Regions from separate parts of the Homo sapiens genome. Here all the other regions are linked to region 3. The links are chromatin contacts, found by Hi-C or POLR2A ChIA-PET in ENCODE. All regions are on one chromosome and are shown on one strand. The core of a region is the stretch at or near the end of the contact, and the rest is flanking DNA. Distances in the headings are between cores, read along the strand shown.

Region 1 (2,700 bases), core at 119-2,618, 200 kb before region 3:
AGCAAGATTGTTTAAAAACAGCTGAGTTAATTTATAAGCTTCTATCTCACATCTGTTTATCTTTTCACCAATCATTATGTTTTGTAATATGTTTATTTAAAAATAATTCTCCAGGCTGAGCATGGTGGCTCATACCTCATGCTTGTAACTCCAGCACTTTAGGAGGCCAAGGTGGGAGGATTGCTTGAGCCCAGGAGTTTGAGACTGCCTGGGCAACACAGTTGGAACCTGTGTCTACAAACAAATTAGTTAGCTGGGCGTGGTGTCATGCACCTGTGGTCCCAGCTACTCAGGAGGCTGTGATAGGAGGATCACTTGAGCATGGAAGGTCAAGACTGCAGTGAGCTGTAATCGTGCCACTGCACTCCACCCTTGGTGACAGAGCAAGACCCTGTCTCAAAAAATGATGAGAATTATAATAATTCTACAACTCTCTTTGGTATCTTTCACCCTTAGAGTTTTGCTAAGTTAAATGATGGATATTCATTGCATTCATAGATTATTTCCAAACAAGGAGATATACTGAAGCATTAATTGCCTCACATAAGTATATACTTATCTATTGTTCACTTACTATAGAGGAATGAATGATATTTGGTTAGCAAACATGTCCTGTGCCACATTGAAAAATAGCATTATTTAAAAAAATAAGCAAAAACACCTCTATGTGCATATTTGGTAAGAAAAGTAGGATGTATTTTTGAAAAGAAAAAATATGAGGCATGAAGATGCGTTTTGGCTGAGGAAAAGGAGAGTAATTCAGTTTGGAAGTCCCTCCCCTATAGCATGGGAAATGCTCCCAAAGAGGCATTTCCTCTGCAGAGGTGGGCACTCAAAAACAAAGGAAGTCGCTCAGCCTAGACAGTCTCTGAGATGTAAATGACTCACTTCTGATGAGGAGGCGTCCAAATAACTGATCCTTCCAGACCACTGCTCTTCCCTTAACTCTTCATCATTTATTCTTTATTTATTTTTTTTATTTTTATTTTTTGAGACAGAGTCTCGCTCTGTTGCCCAGGCTGGAGTGCAGTGGTGCGATCTCAGCTCACTGCAACCTCGGCCTCCTGGGTTCAAGCGATTCTCCTGCCTCAGCTTCCTGAGTAGCTGGGATTACAGGCGCCCACCACCATGGCTGACTAATTTTTGTATTTTTAGTAGAGACAGGGTTTTATCATGTTGGCCAGGCTGGTCTCAAACTCCTGACCTCAAGTGATTTCCCCTACTCCTGCCCCCGCTTCCTCTGCACACATTGGCCTCCCAAAGTGCTGAGATTATAGTGAGCCACCACACCTGGCCATTCATTCTTCATTCAACAGGTAATCAGTAGCAGGAAATGGCCTAAACAGGGGTGTCCGAGAGAGAACACAGCCATGGGTTCTTAGTTTCTGTTTCTGGCTGGGCTAACAAAGCCCCTTCTTTATCTCTCTTTTCTGCTTTTCACTAGAGACAGAAACTAAAAACCATGGCTTCAGGTTGCTAAAAGCCTAAAACAAAACAAAACAGAACATGAACAACAAAATAAGGTGGGTTGGATGAGCTTGGCCTGCAGGGTGGAATTGGTGGATGTACTGAGGAATGGAACCGGAAGTCTGTGCTGGTTATTGGTATTTTGCCTGTCAGCTCCAAAGCCATTCTTTTTTGCCTGCTCTGTGAAAACGTATCTGGGCCTTTTAAGTATTTCTTTATTTTGTTCCTTTGCCATCTGGCACTTAATTGTCAGTAGAGGCCAGGGAAGAATGAGTGCAGGAGGAAAAGGGTTTTGCTTCCTGGTTCCATTGCCAGCTCTGCAGGCCCCTGCGGTGTGCGAGGCCTGCCCCAGCACCAGGCTTCTGCGGTGGATGTGGTTTCCCAGTGCCTCACGCCAGCAGCAAGGGTGGCTTCTCCAGCACAGCTCCTTCAGTGCTTGAAGCTTCTCCAGACTCCAGCAGCACAGCTGGATTCCTCAGTATCTGTCTCTTGCAATGTGTAATCAGCAGCACCTAGTACAGTAGCTTTCCCCTGTATCCAATTCTGATGGTTTTGTAGCGAACTGTCTGCACTGAGTTACTTCCCTGTGAACAGCCTTCTCCCCAGCACCCCAGAAGACAGATTTCTAGCATGTTCCACTGGCATGGCACCTCAGTGAGGTCTCTGATATTTAGTGAGTCACAGCCATGCTTCTCCAGCAAGGCCTATATCTCAGCCCAAGGGTAAGTACTACATCTCAGCCCTGGGGTGGTGGCTTTTTATATTATATTTGTCATGCACATCCATGTAAAGAGACCACCAAACAGGCTTTGTGTGAGCAATAAAGCTTTTTAATCACCTGGGTGCAGGTGGGCTGAGTCCAAAAAGAGAGTCAGCAAAGGGACTTAGGGATGGGGCAGTTTTATAGGATTTGGGTAGGTAGTGGAAAATTATAGTCAAAGGGGGTCTCAAGGTGCTCAGTGGGGGAGCTTCTGAGCCAAGAGAAGGAATTTCATAAGGTAATGTCATCAGTTAAGGCAGGAACCGGCCATTTTCACTTCTTTTGTGATTCTCCAGTTGCCTCAGGCCATCTGGATGTATAAGCACAGGCTTGGGCTCAGAGGCCTAAGAATATTAATCTGCCATTATCACATCAATTATATCTGCTATTCCTATATTCTTTTTTATTCTTTTTATTTCTTACTACCCCACCTCTGGTTACTCTGTCTAATTCCATGTTATGGTTAGTAATTC
Region 2 (2,700 bases), core at 131-2,630, 230 kb before region 3:
GTTAAACAGATGCTTGAAGGCAGCATGCTCGTTAAGAGTCATCACCACTCCCTAATCTCAAATACCCAGGGACACAAACACTGCGGAAGGCCGCAGGGTCCTCTGCCTAGGAAAACCAGAGACCTTTGTTCACTTGTTTATCTGCTGACCTTCCCTCCACTATTGTCCTGTGACCCTGCCAAATCCCCCTCTGCGAGAAACGCCCAAGAATGATCAATTAAAAAAAAAAAAAGAAAGAAAAAGAAAATTTGTTAACCAGGCTTAGTTAAAAACTCCGTATGGAAGGTTTATGGGATAAAAATCTTTTTCTCTACTGAGGACTTAGGTCCAATGATCAGGGGCCCGCAAATTAACTGACAATAGACAGATAAACAGGCAAAAATAAAACAAGTTTGGCCGGGCGAGGTGGCTCACGCCTTTAATCCTGGCATTTTGGGAGGCTAAGGTGGGAGGATCGCTTCAGCCCAGGGGTTCAAGACCAGCCTGGGCAACAAAGTGAGATCCCATAATTAGCCAGGCATGGTGGCATGCGTCTGTAGTGTCAGCTATGCAGGATGCTGCGGTAGAAGGATTGCTTAAGCCCAGGAGGTTGAGGCTGCAGCGAGCCATGATTGTGCCACTGCACTCCAGCCTGGGCAGCAGAGCAAAAGCCTCTCTCAAAAACAAAACAGAAAAAGAAAACAAGTTGGCTGGGTACGGTGGCTCACACCTGTAATCACAGCACTTTGGGAGGCCGAGGTAGGTGAATCACGAGGTCAGGAGTTCAAGACTAGGCTGGCCAACATGATGAAACCCCGCCTCTACTAAAAATACAAAAAAATTAGCCAGGCGTGGTGGCGGGCGCCTATAATCCCAGCTACTAGGGAGGCTGAGGCAGAGAATTGCTTGAACCCGGTAGGTTCAAAGGTTGCAGTGAGCTGAGATCGCGCCACTACACTCCAGCCTGGGCGACAGAGCGAGACTCAGTCTCAAAAAAAAAAAAAAAAAAGAAAAAGAAAACAAGTTTTATTTATATGCATGCAGGAACGTTCAGATAAAGAAGCTCATTGATCTCAACCTAATAAGGAAAAGAGAGCGAGAGAAAGGCTTCTATGGGAAAGACACATGGACATTTGAGGAAAGACAAATGGACTTTTAGAGAAACAAATGGAAGAGATGGGAGTTTGTTGCTGATGTTTATGTTTGTCTACATGAGTGGTTGGTGTTCTTCCTGGGAGTGAGCTCCTCTGGAGAGGAGATTTATGGCAACTTTACTCCCAGAAGGCTCTTCCTTTTAGTGAAATAAAGGAAGTTCCAAAAAGGCTTCTTTCTGCATCTGCTGTATCTCTAGTGTCTTCGGTTTAAAATAATCTTCACACTTATTCTGGAGGGCCAAGTGGATCCCCAGAAGGGGAACATGGGCTCTGACTGAGGAGCAAGGAAATGTATGAGTTTCAGTATCATCTATGGTAACACTTCAGAGTCAGTAGAAAAAAAAGTTCTGGGCAGAGTGCAGTGGCTCATACCTGTAATCCCAGTAATCTGGGAGGCTGAGGCAGGAGGATCACTTGAAGCCAGGAGTTCAAGACCAGCCTGGACAACATGGTGAGAACTCATCTCAAAAAAGAGAAAAGAAAAAAAATTAGCTGGGTCTGGTGGCACATGCTTGTGGTGCCAGCTACTGGGAGGGTGGGGTGGGAGGATTGCTTAACCCTGGGAGGTCAAGGCTGCAGTGAGTCGTGCTTGCACCACTGCACTCCAGCCTGAGCAATAGAGTGAAACCCTGTCTCAAGAAAACCAAAAGTTTTGATTCTCAGCTATGTTCTGGTGAGGTTGCTGAGTAGCTCAGTGATGGATTGGTGAGGTGTTTGTACATAGATGCTTTATGCATCCCCCTTTCCAGAGGCCTGGCCTCTTAAGTCCAGTCGTTTAGAGCCAGCGACATATCTTCTATCAGCTCTGGGAGGTGCTGGATAGAGGTCAGCAGCATAGTGACTACTGAGGGATGCCGGGGGGTTCAAGTCCTGAAATTCCACCATTAGAGCTTCATTTTGTAGGTCGTACTTTTCCCTGTCCCTCCAGAAACTAACAAGTGAAGTCTCTCTTCCTCTCTCTCTCACTTTCTCCTCAAATTTTAAGGGTAAAATCACATAAAATTGTAAAGGTCCCTCCTCCCTATCCTGCCTCAGGAGTGACACCAGTTCCTAAGTGTATATGTGTTTTTTATTTTTATAGAAAAGATAAAACACCATTGCCCCTGTTCTGTGCCCTATTTTCATTTTCACTGTAAGCAATACATTTCTTTTTTCTTTCCTTTTTTTTTTTTTTTTTTTTTGATACAGGTTATCACTCTGAAGCCCAAGCTAGAATGCAGTGGGTATCATAGCTCACTATAACCTCAACCTCCTGGGCTCAAGCGATCCTCTCACCTCAGCCTATCAAGCTGTTGGGACTACAGGAGTCTCTAATATATATGAATGAGACATAGTCTCCCTATGGTGCCCAGGCTAAGTAATACATTTTTAAAATAAGTTCATATCAGTACCCAAATCATTTTCCTGTTGTTGTGATGAATGCAATGGCATGCCATTGCACAGAAGTGCCATTATTTATTAAACCAGCCTCTCAGTGATGTCAGCCCTCCTAGGACTGCTATTACAAATGGTATTCAAATGAATACTCTTGTATCGAAGTCGTTGCACACATATGCAAACACACTCA
Region 3 (2,700 bases), core at 185-2,684:
ATCTGGAAAATGTAGATAATAAGATAAAAGATAATAAAAGCACCTGCCTTTCAGGATTAAGAGGAGCCTTTGGGGAGCCAAGCACAGTACTTTGCACTTTTCAGATACTGACAAAGTATTTAATGTTGCCAATTTTGTTGTTGTTGTTGTTGCCCAGGCTGGAGTGGCGCGATCTCAGCTCACTGCAAGCTCCACCTCCCAGGTTCATGCCATTCTCCTGCCTCAGCCACCCAAGTAGCTGGGACTACAGGCACCCGCCACCATGCATGGCTTTTTGTATTTTTAGTAGAGACGGGTTTTCACCGTGTTAGCCAGGATGGTCTCGATCTCCTGACCTCGTGATCCACCTGCCTCGGCCTCCCAAAGTGCTGGGATTATAGGTGAGCTACCGCGCCCAGCCAAATGTTGCCAAATTGTTAATCCACATTGTGATGTTAAAGATTCAACGTGGAGTCATTTTCGTGATTGCTTTGGCTGAGCCTGATGTTTAGCAATGAAACACACTGGAATTGACAATAAATATTAAATTTTAAACATGAAAAAAATGGACAAAATGTATCTTGCTGGATGGACAAGGCATATAAAAATTGCAGGTCAGTGGTTGAATTTAAAACAGTTGCATTAATGTCTCAGATTCAATTATACTTAATTTGGCATTAACCTATCTCTATTCATAAAATTATTATTCATAACATTTATTGGACTAATTCTGTCAACAAAATTCCAGGAAATAAACAATCGTGATAGTGATAGGTTAATTGCTAAGGTTGTGTTTACTGGTTAATTCTGAACACAAAAGAATTCACTGCTGTTGTTTTTTTTGTTAGACGTAAGAAACTGCCCACTGACAGAACTTTTTCTTGTTTCTAAATTTAACCATTTAAGTTGCTAATTCTTCTTTCCCTCTTTGAGGTGAACCCAGGGCAGCAAGCAACAGTGTGATCTTCTACTCACCAAATCCAGAAGTAAGACCAGGGCAGTCCAGTCAAGGCTGCCCAACACCTGCCATTTCCATATGGTTCACCCCACTGCTGAATTTCCCACATGGCTGGACCAGAGACATGTATGGGCACTTTGGTTTGGACAAACCACACACCAAAGCAAATGCATACTGACATACATTTAATTTGAGCATGTTCTGAATGTTGTCTGACACCATGAAATACTGTTCTTCCAGGGAGGTCAAGGAAACGGCTGTAGCAAATGCAAGGAAAGGGCTTCCCATTGCCCTCCTTAGAGAGAACAGGAGGCACTGATAACTCCCAGCAACAAGACACTGTCTACAAGGGATTATTTCCTCTGTGATATCCTAGCACTGCACCACAGAGGTTAACTTCTGAAGCAGTATAAGAGGAAGTAGTAGCTCTATCAATCAAGATAAGTGGTGTGGGTGTGAAGACAGGCCAACATCGGGCAGAAAACTATCACACTGGGCTTCCACTTCCAGTTTCAGTGTAAAAATACATGTAACATTCTGAACATTTTCATCATTTTCTCCAGCCGCACCCTATCTCCTTAACCCAAACACACTGAGTCCAGAAAGACAATCAGAGATTTCCTTTGTATATGAAAATTCTCCTTACTCATTTGTTCTTCCCCATAAGCTAATTAACATTGTTTATTTCAGACCAGGGACTGGTTTTTCCTGACTATTCTGTACACCATTTTAATCAGCAGAATGTAACTAACAAGCTTAAAGAGCCACTCAATACTGAATCAGCAGCTCATACCATATGCTTGGGTAAAAACATACTTCCCAAAAAAGCTAAATGCAGAAAGACCAAGGATAGAAGATGTATTTAATACTCAAGAAGTCTAACAGGATGTGGAATATTGAGATTTTAAGGGGGAAAAGTTATTCTTTAAATACATCTACCCTAGTCACCGGGCTAGCTTAGTCAATAGAGTATGAGACAAGACTTAAATATATCTTAAAACATCTTTCTTATACCAGTTTTGCTACAACTTTTAACTCCAAAACAGTATTTTAAGGAAAAAAAAATCAAATTACAAAAACAACTTCATCTTAGCTTCTTAGTGCTAATTTTTTTTAAAGATGCAAAAAATCATGTATTTTCTCAGAAACATGGTTATGTGGTCAACAGATTTCTTAACAACAGAGTTCTAAATTTTGGATAAAATTTATATATCCAGCTTTATTCTGGTATTACCCAAATTCATGTTTGAGTGGGAAAGAAAAACCAAACCACATTATAAATTTAAATTTTAAGAAAAAACCTTTGACAGGTCAGAAATTAGTTTATATTTTGCTTTACATACACCATTCTAAAAGGAAGGAAACACTAACTGAAGGCCTGGTTTTACATTAGCATATTCATGTAATAAGCACAGATTAAGTTTGAAACTTCTTAAGCAGATCTATTACGTATTTTCTCATTTTCAAAAACATCTTAGAAAACTGTCTCTTTTAGAGGAATGAAAACAGCCTGACAGACTACATGTTTTCTTGGAATGAAGTCTCCCCCAATTTCTTGTAGCCCTAACAACTAAAACCATGAGCTGATTTCCACGTTAAACATGCTTCTGTGCAGCAATCTAAAAACACTCTTTCACAACCACGGGATGAACTATTTCATTGGAATTTAAAATTTGCTTTTTGAATTATATGAAAGCTTTTCATGTATAAGTGATTAAAAGGATTTGTAAACCAATAAATATTTCTACATTTAAAATCTTCCT

The links. Hi-C counts contacts between places; a loop is a spot of excess contacts on that map. ChIA-PET counts read pairs that join two places held with the same protein, here RNA polymerase II (POLR2A). Pooled maps may share reads with other maps.
Region 1: a loop to region 3 is called in a pooled map, with 2.3 times the contacts of the local background. The contact joins two enhancer-like sites. A Hi-C loop is called at or near these places in 2 of 50 pooled maps. POLR2A ChIA-PET finds 5 or more read pairs at or near these places in 4 of 52 experiments (GM12878, HEK293, OCI-LY7 and 1 more).
Region 2: a map with no recorded cell type shows a loop between it and region 3 (4-fold over the local background). The contact joins two enhancer-like sites. A Hi-C loop is called at or near these places in 3 of 37 single-sample maps with no recorded cell type and 4 of 50 pooled maps. POLR2A ChIA-PET finds 5 or more read pairs at or near these places in 1 of 52 experiments (BJ).

The regions. Positions count from the first base shown.
Region 1 is chr2:47,687,884-47,690,583 of GRCh38, reverse strand. It overlaps a transcript of MSH2 not described here. Among named protein-coding and RNA genes, the nearest start is that of MSH6, 94 kb to the left of the region's middle. Within about 2 kb of position 1,368, at least 2 of the 41 ENCODE cell types and tissues checked have a DNase peak (open chromatin) inside an H3K27ac peak, as active enhancers do; they include GM12878 and OCI-LY7, where a contact is called at or near this core.
Region 2 is chr2:47,719,290-47,721,989 of GRCh38, reverse strand. No RefSeq gene overlaps it. Among named protein-coding and RNA genes, the nearest start is that of MSH6, 63 kb to the left of the region's middle. RefSeq lists an enhancer at 1-510. Within about 2 kb of position 1,380, at least 2 of the 41 ENCODE cell types and tissues checked have a DNase peak (open chromatin) inside an H3K27ac peak, as active enhancers do.
Region 3 is chr2:47,486,010-47,488,709 of GRCh38, reverse strand. It overlaps a transcript of MSH2 not described here. Among named protein-coding and RNA genes, the nearest start is that of MSH2-OT1, 40 kb to the left of the region's middle. Within about 2 kb of position 1,434, at least 3 of the 41 ENCODE cell types and tissues checked have a DNase peak (open chromatin) inside an H3K27ac peak, as active enhancers do; they include GM12878 and OCI-LY7, where a contact is called at or near this core.